Linked DNA regions of Homo sapiens: region 1 is linked to region 2. The links are chromatin contacts, found by Hi-C in ENCODE. All regions are on one chromosome and are shown on one strand. The core of a region is the stretch at or near the end of the contact, and the rest is flanking DNA. Distances in the headings are between cores, read along the strand shown.

Region 1 (7,050 bases), core at 1,337-3,836, 1.5 Mb after region 2:
CACTTCTTCCAACCTTGCAGAACCCAAAAACAGAGATCATGTTTTCCTCTAATTGACTCTGAGCCACTTACAGAATCACAAAAGCACCAAAATAGTTTCCTCCCTGTGTTTTCCCTCCATATTCAATATGTCAAAGTGATTATACATCCTGTGTCCCCAATTAACATAGTAGCATTCAATATTTAGTACACTCTGAATACATATTGGTGGAATAAATAAAATAAGCCATGCTGGAACTTTATCTGTTGTTCTTAAAAGAAAGAGAAGCTGCCAGAATTGGAGCTTGATCCAGGGGCTTCCCAGGGGACCATCCTCTAGGGAAGAAGATGTTGGTTTCATAGTTACTTGGTCCATTACAGTTCACAGAGGACAGTGCACACAAAATCAGAAAAGCAGGTGGGCTTATTGCAGTAAACGTGAAGCAATAGCTAGTTTCATTTTGATAGCACAAATTTTAGACCCTACCCTAATGAAACTATAATACATGAATAAAAAATGAAAGTTAATATATGAAAATGAAACCAATCATTACAATAAAAGGATGGGATTGAGGCTATATTTTCTAATTATGAAAAATCTCTTTTATGATATTTAATGTGATTTAAAGGATTTTCAAAACACTTAGTACAAATCTCTATGTAAATATTAATGTTTAAAAAATATTGCAGCCTAGGCAACATAGCAAGGCTCTGTCTCAAAAAAAATATTGCAGACTATTCACTTATGTTACAACATATACTCAAGTGGGAAATTCCCTGGTGACAAAATATCTAGAAAGTATGCCAATAAACACACACACACACACACACACACTTCAATTAAAGGAATGAGCCCATTTAATGAAATGGACTATCTCTTATCATGATATGTAAATAGCATTTCAGTTATAGAAAAAATACTACAAAAATCACTAGAGCAATTTTTTTCATTGCAAGACCTGAACATAAGGTGTATATTTTTGTAACTGTGTTTTTTAGAAAAGAAGAAGTAAAAGAAGAACCACCTGCACCTAGGTGGCAATTCCCCATCACAGGGGGAGGGAGCCAGTCTTGGCCACTGGGCACAGAAGAGACTGCTTAGGAAATCCCTGTGAGCTCTAAAGGAAGTAAGAAAACACAGAAATGCAAAGCTCCAATACTCCCCCACGTATCACAGACTCCTCTAAATTTCCCACTGGGTGTTTCAAGAGTTGGTCCTGGTGAGGTGGGAGGGGGAGACCAAAGGGAAGAGAAAAAAAAAAACAAAGGCCATTTGTGGGGAAGCTGAAAGGACATGGAGGTACAGAGGCAGAAATGGTGGCAGTGACGACATATGGGGCAAATATGCCCAGACCCTCAGCCTCCCCACTGCACCCACACTGTCCACAGGACAATCGGGGCAGGACCTTCATCTGTGTCCTCCGGTTGAGGGGTTGCCTACATAATCTGAAAGAGAAGCGTGAAACTCCAGAAGGGGAAAAAAATGCCTCTTTTGAAGGGGACTTCCCTTGCCAGTGAGGTTTCAGATCATGTTCTGTAACAGCCTACTGGCCTGTGACAGGGCCTCCAGGAAATGAGACAACTCAGATGCAGAGTACTAAGGGAAAAATTTCAGTAGTGGCTTGAGAAAACTAACTGTTGAGTCTGACAAAGCAAAGTTCTAAGATAGTGCGAAGTATAACTAGGGCTGCTTTGAAAAGGAAACCCAGAGAGCAAGGACAGGTGTCGCTTAGTTTTAAAAAATAATTAGAGCTTCTGTTTATTGAAAGCCTACCATGTGTCAGGAGCCTTGCATGCCTTATCTCTTACTCTTACATCAGATGATATGAAATTGACATTATTATCCCCATTCTCATCTGTAAAGTGAGAAAACATACTCAGATAAATTAAGTAAATTAGCCAACATCATCCAGTTCCAGGGCCACGATTCAAGCCAAGGTCCATCCGATACCAATTACTATGCTTCTGCCTTGGCCCTTCTGTCATTAATTCATGTGGTTCACTGTGAAAGTCATGGACTTCTTTAAACCTAGATTTCCCCTTATGACATGGTACAAGTAAGCCTAAAGTTAGATAAAATCATAGCCTATGATGAGCTAATTTAAGCTTCAATCTGTCTCTGTCACTAGCCAGTTCTGTGGAAATGGACAACTCAAGTAACTTCTCCAGGTCTCAGTGTTCCCATCTAAAAAGTGGGGTTGTAGTGGGCCTCTACAGCTCTTGACTTCTATGAGGCACACCGAGTCCTCACATGCCAACATAAAAAAGGAAATTTCAAAATTGTCTTTGTTTTTTAACAAAGTATATGAGGGGATTATTCCAGTTCTCTATGAATAATATATATATTTAAAGAGCCTATGTTTAAAAAATTAAAATGCTTTAAAACATTTTCTAGATGGCCTTACAAATGGAAAAAAAAAGTATTCCTAGCCAACCCTCTGTCAGCAGAAAGGCCACACAGAAAAAAGCAAATCACAATTCTTTACCCCTCTCAGCATAAATCATTACTCACCGTGGGAAAATGATTACTTGCCAGGAAGTAGAACCTATGAATCATTATACTGTTGTCCTCGACCTCTGATAGAGCAAGAATTAGGGGAAAGACTGAAAAGCTGGGGAGTGAACTCTGATTTGACAATAGTTCCACTCATGGCATCGTAAGGCAATGAAAACAGAAAGCTGATCGAGCCGTAGGGCTGTCAAGTCCCGGTGCTGCTGCAGTGCACGTCTGAACCCAGAGCAGAATGACATGGGCCCCTGACTTTCTGAGTCACTCCTTGGGTCTGAGTCTTCACAGCCCCAGAGTCATTTATCAGCAAATAGAAACAATGCCATCCCTGGGCTTGTCCCGACAGTCAACCTACTTGTTAATGCCTGTGTAAGAGATACCCAGCTTGGAAATAGGAGCAAAAGTCACAAGGAAGGGATTAAGTTGCCTAACATCAGCATTCATTTCCTAAAATAAAAACACATGAAAGATAGACACCACAAATATGTGTTCCCTTGTGGTATCAGCAAATATTGTGCTATAATTTCTCTACTGTTGCTAATAAGCTATGGCACACAACTGTAAATTCTTTTTTTTTTTTTTTTTTTTTGATACAGGATCTTGCTCTGCCATGCAGGCTAGAGTGCAGTGGCACAATAATGGCTCACTGAAGCCTCGACCTTTCAGGCTCAAGCAATCCTCCCACCTTGGCCTCCCAAATAGGTAGGATAGGGCAGGTGTGGTGGCTCATGCCTGTAATCCCAGCACTTTGGGAGTCTGAGGTGGGAGGATTGCTTGAAGCCAGGAGTTCAAGACCAAATAGCTAGCACTACAGGCATGAGCCGCCATGCCCAGCTAATTTTTGAGTCAGGGTCTCACTATGTTACTCAGGCTGGTCTCAAACTCCTGGGCTCAAGCGATCCTCCCACCTCTGCCTCCCAAAGTGTTGGGATTACAAGCATGGGAGCCACCTGTAGGTGGGTGAGGAGCAGTGATCCTCCCACCTCTGCCTCCCAAAGTGCTAGGATTACAGACATGGGAGCTACCACACCCAGCTTGCAAATACTTTTTATATTATGTTTTTCTACATGGCCTTTGATGTCTTTAGAAAATGTTTGTTTTAAGCAAGGATCTTTTTGTGACTAAAAGCACAGAAAAATACAACATAGTTAGTATGTTACACACCAAATATACAAAATCCTAGAAACTTATAGAAGGAGATAGGAAAATTGATCTTATAACTAATCTGAATATTGTTCTCTACTTTCCTTAATGTTTTTAAAGGTAGTGAAAGTAAAACTATATTGTTCTGATGATGTAGAAGGGAGAATGTTTAAAATTCCTCCCAGTTTCAGGAGGAGATATTAGAACCTGTCTTTATTATACTGCATTGATTAGAGGGAAGAGGGTATTACAGCCAAAGTGTTACCTAACCATTAGACTTTCACTGTATTTGATCCCACCTTCTTACTAGTTTAAATAAAATTTAAGCATGTACTACCATATATCTATGTTTTTATTTATGAATGACATAATCATTATTAATTTATTGTGAATAATATAAATCATTCATAAAAATTCATCTTTTTAAAGATTATATTTATTAATAATGATACATTTATATATTTTTATTATTCTCTTTTTCTGTACCTCAATAGATCATGTGCACCCCACTTTGGGACCACTGACCTTTTAGCTTGCTTGTCATGATAGAAGTCATCTACTAAAGGAACTCTGGAATGTTTGAGTCTCTAAATAATCTTGTTATAATCCAAAATAGCCTGTTAATTTCAAGATTGATCTTCAGGCGACTAAACTAAGCACTCATAAGAAATCACAAGGTAAAAGAGTTCAGGTCACTGTTTGGTTAGCTTACAAAGAGTTACTTCTATTTCCCTAAATGTTTTTGAATCACTGCCCTTTGGCTCTGAAGGGACAACTAAATATCATCTCATCAGTAATGCCATTTTCCCTCAAGTGTCTTTAACACAGAGCTGTTTCTCTAGAAGAGAACAAGGTTATATAAATGGGAGAGAACATGTCTCCCTCCAAGATAGTTATGCAACATGGGGAAGATTCCACAGAAGAGAGACAAGGCTGAACAGAGATGATGGTTCTTTTACTTGGACATGGTGATAACTTGAGTTTCTAGATAAACTTGAGTACTATTACTCAGTACTGGTACTGTTGGAAGAACACATAAAACGTCTGGCACAATCAGTGAAAGAAATATGGGCCTGGGTCCGGGTGTTAAATGGGTACAGGAAAGCACTAAACCTCTCACACTCACTCTACACCTACATGCCCCAAATCACAAAATTCCCCTACTTGAAGAGCGTACACTCCCCACTCAATTCACTTCCCATTTAAAAGTGTATTTGTTTGCTTTTCTAAAGATTCCTAGTGGGTTGGGGAAACTCACTAAACCACTATTAACACTTAGTGTGACCTTCAGGAAGAGGCCTCATGGACTAATAAATGTGCTAAGAGGATCTGAAATGTTGGTGATGGGGGTGTGGCAGAGAAGGAAGGATGAAAGGGAGAAACCCGTTTAGAAAGCCTATTGATTTCTAAGGGGGTAATGCTGGGGTGGGGGAAAGTAGTGAATAAATTATCTGACAGGCAAGCAACATCATTCACACTTTTGTTTAGAAATCATTCTAATGACAGCCACCCTAAATTTTGGTTCTATGTTGGGTTAGTTCCACAATCACTGAAATGAGGAAGTGAGCTCAACAATTTTGTAAACCTCAGAGTTGACAAGAAGTTATGAAAATTCCCAGTGGGGTTACATTAGACTCTAGCACTTACTTAAACAAGGAAAAGCAGGGAGATTCCATTGATGAATCATATCTAAGGGACAAGGGAGGCTGTAGGGTTTTCTCAGACAAAATGGGTCTTTACAAAATTGGAGAGAACCAAATGGAGTTAACAAGTTTGGAAGATACAGGTGTATTTCCCATAGAACATGAGAATGAACACTAAATGAGAAATTCTTGGAAACAAAGACTGATGCAAGAAGAATGCCTGGTTGGAAGTGAAAAAAGCAAGAGCAAAGATGCTGGTTCTGAGGCCAGAGGCAATGTTGGGGAAGGATCTTGGGACTGAGTCAGCTGGGACCAAGGAAGAGCCAACCATACCTGGATGGATTTAAGGAATGCTAAGACAGGTCCAAAGTTGGAGAGAAGAGGTAACCAGAGAGCCTGAGGACAGGGCCAGACACTGTAATACCAAATTCCTTACAGAATCAGCAGGGTAGCACAATGTCTCCAGGGCAGGAGAGATGACCTTGCCAGAGGTATTTTGATGGTAGAGGCTGAAGGAGACAGAGATTAAGTGTACCGAGAAGAAGTACATTTATGGGAGACTAACATAGATGAAAATTTCTTGTAAAGTTTTTTCCTGTTGAACACATCTGCTATAAAGGCTTTGGCATCAAATTTTGTATGATACAAAAATCATAACAGCACTGAAGTGACTAATAAATGTGTAATGTCAAACCTAATGTGAGCATAAAAAACTTTGAACACCTTAGATGGTAATTTGGAAGGTTCTAATTGCACCTTGACAACAAAACATAAACATTAGAGTCTACATGATGTCAAAACATCTGAATGGAAAAAGAAAAATAAGCATCTTTTTCTGCAAAGCCCAAACATTTGTATATTTTGGAAGACTAAATATATATTTGATAAAACCACAGTATATAAAGTCAAGGCATTTTATGATCTTCCTGGATGTAATTATTTTCCATGACTTTGTGTAATCATGGTAAAATAGTGATAGTTCAATAACTGATAACTAACTATAATAATAATTAACATGTAACAGTGACTGAGTTTCCAAATAACTGTATGATGTATGTATTTTTAGTGCCTGTATTTTGTACATGAGTCTTTTACAAATAAAGTGATTTGCTCAGTCACACAAAGGCAGAGGCAGGACTCAGAACTATACTTACCTGTTTCCAGAATCCTAGCTCATCCTACAACTGGCCATTTACATAGTTTTAATTGGTTTTAAAAAGTTTTTTTTTTACATTAGAAATCATTTCTGTAATAACATTTTATCTTATTGCATCCTGTTTTATTACAGTGAAAGGACCTGCTTACTTATTATCTCCCCAGCTACACTGGAATTCTTCCACAGCTTACATGAGGTCATCAGCCTCTGGCCATGTCTGGAAAACAGCAGGAGCTCAACTAATGTTTATTAAACTAAACTAGATCTAAAATGGATACAAAATTAACAGTTCTGGCTGAGCACAGTGGCACACACCTATAATCCCAGCACTTAGGGAGGCCAATGTGAGAAGATCACTTGAAGCCAGGAATTTGACACCAGCCTGGGCAACACGGAAAGATAACAAGACTCTGTCTCTACAAAAAAGTTTAAAAATTAGCCAGGTGTGATGGTGCATACCAGTCATCCCAGCTACATGGGAGGCTGAGGTGGAAGGATAGCTTGAATCCAGGAGTTAAAGGTTGCAGTGAGCTATGATCACCCAACTACACTGCAGCCTGGGCAACACAGAGAGACCCTGTCTCAAAAACTAAATAAATAAAAATAGAAGAGTTTTGCTAG
Region 2 (7,232 bases), core at 2,435-4,934:
AATGGTTTTTATTCACTACAATGTGGCTGGTTCCATGTTTTTTATTGGTAGTAACTTTGATGCAAATAAATCTTCCAGTATCTTTAAATAAAACATTAAACTGTACTAGTACGTATTTCAGGTCCTTAGAGTTAAGAATGCTCCTTTTGTTATCATTTATCTAGACACTATTTCTCCTGAAAACAGGCTAACTACAGTGTTTTAAAGTATGGGCTTTTCCCCCTAATGTGTTAGGTGGACACAAATGTCTGCTTAGTTATATTTATATTAAATGTGGCTTAGTAATTTTTTTCTACTTTGAAAAGTTTAAAGTTTTATTCTCATGATAGTTACTGAGAATAGTTATTTAAAAAATACATGTAATATAAGAATCCAAGCATATGTATCTTACTCGTGCTTTTAAAGAACATATTTTTCCCTTGGAAATACTTCCACCATCACCAACCACTCTGAAAGATAAAAAAATGAGAAATGGTCATAAGATCTTCCATGGCTAATAGCACTATCAGGTGATAAAGTTAACTTCCATTTATATAATAAGACTGCTTATAGGCCAGGTAAGGCAGACACAACAGCTATTCCTAATCTCTTTCTTCCTTGCTTACCTCCCATTAGGCTGAAAAAGTGAGGTACTTAGTTTCCTGGCTTTCTTTGTAGTTAGGGCTGGCCATGTAATCCAGTTCTAGCCAATGAGATAAAGGGGAAGTATTCTGGGAAGCTTTTAAAGAAGGACCAGATGCAGTTGGTGCCTATCTTCTTTCTTTTTCCTGCCTCAAACTTGAATATGGATGTGATTCCTGGAGAAGACTGCCATTTTATAGTCATGAAGTAATAATACAAGTACAAAAAGCCAACACACTTATGGACAGTGGAACATATATAGTATTAGATCTTTGAGGCATTCCTTTAAACCTAGAACATCTGATTTGCAGATTTGTGAGATAAATGAATACCTTTACTGCCTCAGCCACCATTAATGTAGTTTTCTATTGCAGTTAACACCCATCAACTGATATAACTGGTATTTACCATTGAGTATCTAAGGTTGTTCTCAGAATTTCACGTTGGAAATAAGTTGCCAAAGTACTAAAATCTAACGCAGTATATGGGTCAATAAAGACAGTTCACAAGACGGAATATATGAAGGGTAGCCAATCATCAGGCCAAATTCAACTAGCTGCCTGTTTTCCTAAATAAAATTTTATTCAAATGTGGACACACCCATTCCTTTATGTATTACCTATGCCCACAATCATGCTACAGATCAAGTAGTGGTGCAAAAGACTTTATGGTTCACAAAACCTAAAATATTTACTGCCTGGTCCTTTACAGAAAATATATGCATGCCAACCCATGCTGTAGGTAAATTCCTATCATGCTACTCAAAAGGTATAAAAATTTGATAAGAATAGTACACAAAGATATGGTTTTACTTTGAAAAATATTTTTTGTACTAAGCTGTGGAACAGATGCTGCATGTGTTGATAGTACACAGAAAGAAGTGCAAGATGCCACAACCCTGTTTGCCAAACTTACCGGGAAAATAATAGTGCTCTCAGGTTAAAGTATAAAACACACAGAGTAGATGAGAGTGTAGTTATGAAGAGTCACCTTATGAAGAAAGAAAAGCTCCCAGGCTGAGTCTCAACTATGTAATACTCAATGTAAGCGTTGGGTAACAAGAAGTAAAGAGGTGGGTGTAGGAACTTAGCAAGAGAAGCGCCGGAAAGGAAGTATGACAGAAGCAAATTTGAGTCTCCTAAGAGAATTTAGAGGTGAGGATATTGTGGGCTACAAATAAGAGGGAATCTATAGTCTATATGACAGATATCTCCATAAAATAAATATAAATGATACCAGCCATTAAAGTAACTAACTTCCTTTGGTCTGATTCCATGGTCACCAAGCAACCTTCAGATTATTACACAGCTTTTCAGTTAGATTTCCTACAAAAGATAAAGTAATGTGCCTATGAAAATGAGAATTTGGTCTTTGGTTAACCTGGCTGTACTGGAGAGCACTGAACCCATCTCGAGATGCCAATGACACTTCTGAGTTTGCAAGCCAGTGCCCTAGATAGACTCTGGAATTCACCCAGGAAGCGCGGACTAATCAGCTTTCTCTGAAGATAACTGCTCACACACCCAGCCAACTATTTTAAACTAGAACTGATGTTCCTATTGGATTAAAGCCTGACACGAAGTATGTATTTTTCAGTTTAAGCACAGGACAGTTAGTTTTATGAAGTATTTTGAAAATGCATGAACTTAATGATTTAATATTAAAAGCTTATGGAGATATCCTAAACGGCAACTTAAATTACTCTTCCAGATAAAACATATATGGTACTTACATATACTCTTTATTAAATAAACAAAAACAATCCAACAACTGCTTGTCACCTTTTTAAGTATATTTTTATACTTACAGCATATATGTAAACAATATATTTTTCTTTCAAAAGTTAGTTATTACAGGATGCATTAACAAGATGCCCTCTGGGAAAATTTCAGCTTTCTTTTAATGAAACTTATTTCAAGGTTAAGTTAAAAGAAGTCACACTAAAGGGAAATCTGTTGTCTTCTTCGGGAAAATGATATAAGAATATTAATAATCTAATAGAATAAATATGCTTTCAATAATGAAACAAAAAAACACAACTTCGCAGCTGGCTATTTTTATTGTCCTTTGAAGAATTCTCTCCCAAGCTACTGAAACTTAAAGTATCACACTGTGACAGACTTTAATCCCATCTTACCTGGTGTCCACATTTCTAAAGAAGCTGCTTATTGCCTCATCATAAATTCCTTTCTAAAAAGAAAAACATATGTTAATAGCATTTAGGTTTTGCTTCTCGCCCAAATCAAGTTCTTTCAATTTTAATTACATAATACTGTAATGGCTAGGATGAGACTCTGATAAGAAAAACCAAGTATCACAAAATGCGGAGCCTGACTCTTCCCAATCTCCTTAGAAGAGTAAATGCCAGATCTACAGATAAAAAGTTCAGCAGGGGGTGCTAAAGAAAGGATTTCACCCATAGGACTGTAGGACAGGTCCATCAAATGAGCGTTCTCTGGATTCTTCGTAATCTTTTTAAAAGCTGACTGGTTAAATTAAGGAATACAATAACCACACGTGTTATCTATTTTACAAAGTACTTTCCCATATACAAATCTCACTGTTCTGCACACGAACACCAATAAAGAGGAGACCCTGAGAATCAGGAAAAACGTTAAGACTAAGGTCGCTGGCCAGTGTTCTTTTAGTTTAGTGTGTGTCTGACGCAACATGTTTAAAAACCAGTACGTTCTTTACTGGGAAGATCCCATGCATCTTAAACGGGTCAGATGAAAGCTCAAGTCGATTATTTCCTGCGTATGGGCTGGAAGACCTAGCTGACAGGCGAGGGGGCTCGCGGCGGCGGGCGGGTACCTGGTTGACCGCGGCGTGCTCCCTTAGTGCCAGGTCCCAGAAGCAGCAGCCGATCTGGTTTCCGCACTGGCCGACTGCGACCGGAGGAGAGGAAGGAAAGAGAATAGGACATTAAGCAGGAAACATGGCCGCTGGATTCCGCGGCGACCAGGTCTCTACCCGCCCGGCGTAGCTTACCCTGTACGACCACCGACTGGGTCATGGTGGTGCGCCGCCGGCTCCGGGAGCTTGCTAGCCCGCGGCCGCTTCTGCATTCCCCCAGCAACGGCGCTCTGCTAGAGAGCTGCCGTAAGTCACGCTACTGCCGCAAGCCTCTGCCGTCGCTAAGCACGTCTGTAGGTTCAGGCTAAGGTTTTCCGTCAGAAGGCCGCGCAAGTGCACTTGCGTGTCACCGTTACCGTAGCGACTGGGCTTCTGGACTGTATATCCTAGCTGCCTTGTCAACATCTTCGAGCATCGGCAGCTCCGGAGGCCGGGGTAACTGGCAGGTAACTAGGCTTTGGAGTGGTATTTTAAAATATGTGTCGTTAAGCTGTTCGTGGGCTATCAGAGGTTTAATTTTTGTTCACAGCCTCAACACCCGGGGCGGTGGATCAGTCCGTTTATTCAGATTCCACGGGACGCTGCGTTGGCATCTCTGTTCAACAAGCCCTTTATTCTAATAGAAAATGAACAATGGCGTTGAGCAAAGAGAAACCCCAGAGAAATAGTCATGTCAGGGCACAATTGAAACTAGATGGTTATACGCTTTGACAAAAATGGCAAAGCTAAGGTCACAGACCCAACCAGTATTTGTTGAACGCTGTATACTCCCCAAATTAACTTGTAGGCTCGCTGGGAAGATTAGAAAGAAATTAAGGCATAGATCCAGTTCCAAGAAGCTTACAATCTAATTGAAGACATACACGCGAAATACTTAAAGAATTGTGTGGCGTTGACTATAAGTGCAATAGGATTCAGTGGTTGAGGATGTAGATGAGTATGTAGAAGTCTGATAGAAGACACGAGATTAACACTAGGCATTTAGATGGGTATTTAGATGGGATAGGCAGGAGAAGATTAAAAAGTTAGGCATTATGACAATTACCAACTACTTAAAATTGTCAAACATTAAAATATGTAAACTTCTATTGATCAAATTAGACCAGATTTTAATTAAGAACTCAAGTACTTCTTTAATGAAATTAATATTTTCCACAAAAATTCTGAAGAACTACGAAACTCTAAGAAGTCTTCTTTGTTTAATAAAAAGTTATATGGTATGTGCTATGAATATGTGCTAATATGAACTGTAATATTCAATGGATTAGAACACTTTATTGTCCCACCAAGACACGTAGTAGTTACTATTAAATTTCTCTGGTAGCCGGTAGGTTTAAAGTTGCAATGGATTTTATATCTTTTGGTAATAGGCAGCTTTCGGTCAGTAAATTTTTGTAGGCTGGATTTATTCTTAACTTCTTACTGAGTATGGGGTCAGTGGTAGAGGTAAAGTTGGGCATTTTAGGTCTTGATGCTAAAGTCCCAACGTCTGGGGCTTCCAAAATTTGCAAGTCTTGGTCCAGTTTGTAGGCAGTGATGTGAATAGGTCTGTATCAGTGTGTTATCAGTGCTAGGTGAGATGATACACTGGCCTTTGCAGAGCCCTACCCTTCATGCAGTCCCAGTCATTATTCCCCACACAGGAAAGAAAAGTCCTAACACATCTTATTAATAACTTCAGTCTCTAGAGAATCAGACTGAGAGACAGTTCTGCTTAAGAGCCAAGCAAGGTAGAGCCTCACATGCCAGCCACTCCAAAACTTCCGTATATGCAAACCCGGGTGAGCCAAGTTGAGATCGGTTGAACCGCAGCGGGCTATTCAGAATATTATAAGCAAGAGAAATGTTTTTGGTTGAAATTACTGAAATTTTGGGGTGCAGTTTTATTGTAGTGATAGCTGACCAACATACAGAGCAAATAGAGTGAACAGAATTCCACATGCTGAAAATGAAAAAGAAAAAAATTATTGGGAATCCTATGGACTCCTAAAATTGAAGGAAGGAAGACAAGGATGGAAGGGAGAGAGGGAGGGAAGGGGGAGAGGAAGGAAGGAACGATGTAAAAGATGGATAAAGTACAAGACCTTGGGGTAAAACCTAGCCTAAGAGGGGAGAAAAGAAAATTCATCATATCTACTTTGTGCTGAAGAAGAACTTAAGAATATGAATGCAATAAAACAGGAACTTAAAGACAAGATACTAAAATAATAAGACTCAAGCTCTATGAGGGCTGAGTCTTGTTGTTTTATCCACTACTAGGGATAGTACCTTGCATATAGTAGATAGTAAATAAATATTTGATGAATAAATGAAATAAAATGGAGATAAAAGAACTAAGGAAATTAACTGAAGACAACAACATCCACCTTAAAGGACTTAAAGAAATAATTTTTAAAAGCATTTAAGAAGCAGACTAGAGAGATGCACATCAAATTATAATGTAGAGGAAAGTCTTAAAATAATAACAATACTAGGCAAAACCCAGAGATATGAAAGTTATTAAAAATAATATGTATGAAGGAGACAAAGATGGCTCAACATAAGATTAACATGTGCCCACAGCAAATGGAGGAAAAAATGTACTTGATAAAAAAAAAGGAAGAAAAATACATAGATTAAAAGGATACACACTATGTTCTATAGGACAATTTATAGAAAAATCAACACCAAGACATGCAGCCTCATTAAGGCATTCAACTTTTCAGAATAAAGAGAGAATTTTTTAGGTACCTAGGCATGAAATGAACGGGGGAGTGGGATGAAGAAAAAACAATTAATTAGAGTACTTTAGACTCATCTATATAGCACATTCAGTACTGGAAGGCATTGAAAACATGCTGCAAAGTTCTGAAGGGGAATAAAATGTTTTAGAAGAAAATTATTCTGTAGCTTTTGTAAGTTGTCATTAAAATATAATTCAGAGTTGTGGGTGGTCTGTTTTTATTCTTGCTTGCACACCGCCATTTCTGAGCTCATCTCTTTCTCATATAACTTGACAAACAGTAGCAACTGACATGTTATTGTTTTCCAGCCTCTTCTCCCAACATTTAAATTCATTAGTTAAATCACATGCCTTCTAGGTTATCACAGAGTTTTCCAAAGATTTTTCCCAATAGGTTTGTTCCTGGGTGACATAGATCACTATCCTTTTAGCTTTCCACAACAGTTTCCTTGTTAATTGCTGCTTGACCACTTAGGTATGGTGACTTATATTTTAGATTTTTGTTATAGCGGTACCTAAGTCTGGACCAAAGTCTGTATACATCAGCATAAACTTTGTTGTGCTGTGGTAACAATCAACCCCAAAATCTCAGTGGTGTAAAACAACAATTTTTTTTTTGTACATGATACATGTCCATTGAGGGGTGTCTGGGGGCTATGCTTTATGTTATCCCCCTTCTGGCACTCAGGCTGATGATCTGCCATTATTTGGTCCATTTTTGATTTGTTTGATTTTAAATTGATTAATTATTGTGTATATTAATGGGGTACAGTTGATTTTTTGATAAATATTTACATTGTGGAATGATTAAATCAATCTGATTAACATATCCATCATTTCACATACTCAGAATTTTTTTGTGATGAGAACATTTAAAATCTGCTCTTTTAGCAGTTCTGAAATATATATTATTAATAACTAGTCACCATGCTATGTAATAGATCTATAAAACTTATTCCTCCTAACTGAAACTTATTGTATCCGTTGGACATCTTTCTGATCTCTATCCCTGTCCCACCCTCCAGCTTTGCTA

The links. Hi-C counts contacts between places; a loop is a spot of excess contacts on that map. Pooled maps may share reads with other maps.
Region 1: a pooled map shows a loop between it and region 2 (15-fold over the local background). The contact joins the enhancer-like site here to the promoter of TUBE1 in region 2. A Hi-C loop is called at or near these places in 6 of 50 pooled maps.

Annotation. Positions count from the first base shown.
Region 1 is chr6:113,629,810-113,636,859 of GRCh38, forward strand. All of the region lies in intron 1 of LINC02541 (long intergenic non-protein coding RNA 2541), which reads right to left. Among named protein-coding and RNA genes, the nearest start is that of LINC02541, 17 kb to the right of the region's middle. RefSeq lists enhancers at 1,167-1,466, 1,487-1,626, 2,497-2,546, 5,112-5,161. Within about 2 kb of position 2,587, at least 26 of the 41 ENCODE cell types and tissues checked have a DNase peak (open chromatin) inside an H3K27ac peak, as active enhancers do.
Region 2 is chr6:112,083,798-112,091,029 of GRCh38, forward strand. It overlaps TUBE1 (tubulin epsilon 1), which reads right to left and starts at 3,685. Exons shown (of 12, transcript NM_016262.5): 1 at 3,613-3,685; 2 at 3,436-3,509; 3 at 2,759-2,811; 4 at 392-449. The coding sequence starts at 3,637. It overlaps FAM229B (family with sequence similarity 229 member B), which reads left to right and starts at 3,794. Exons shown (of 4, transcript NM_001033564.3): 1 at 3,794-3,923. RefSeq lists enhancers at 3,215-3,264, 3,399-3,930, 3,665-3,854.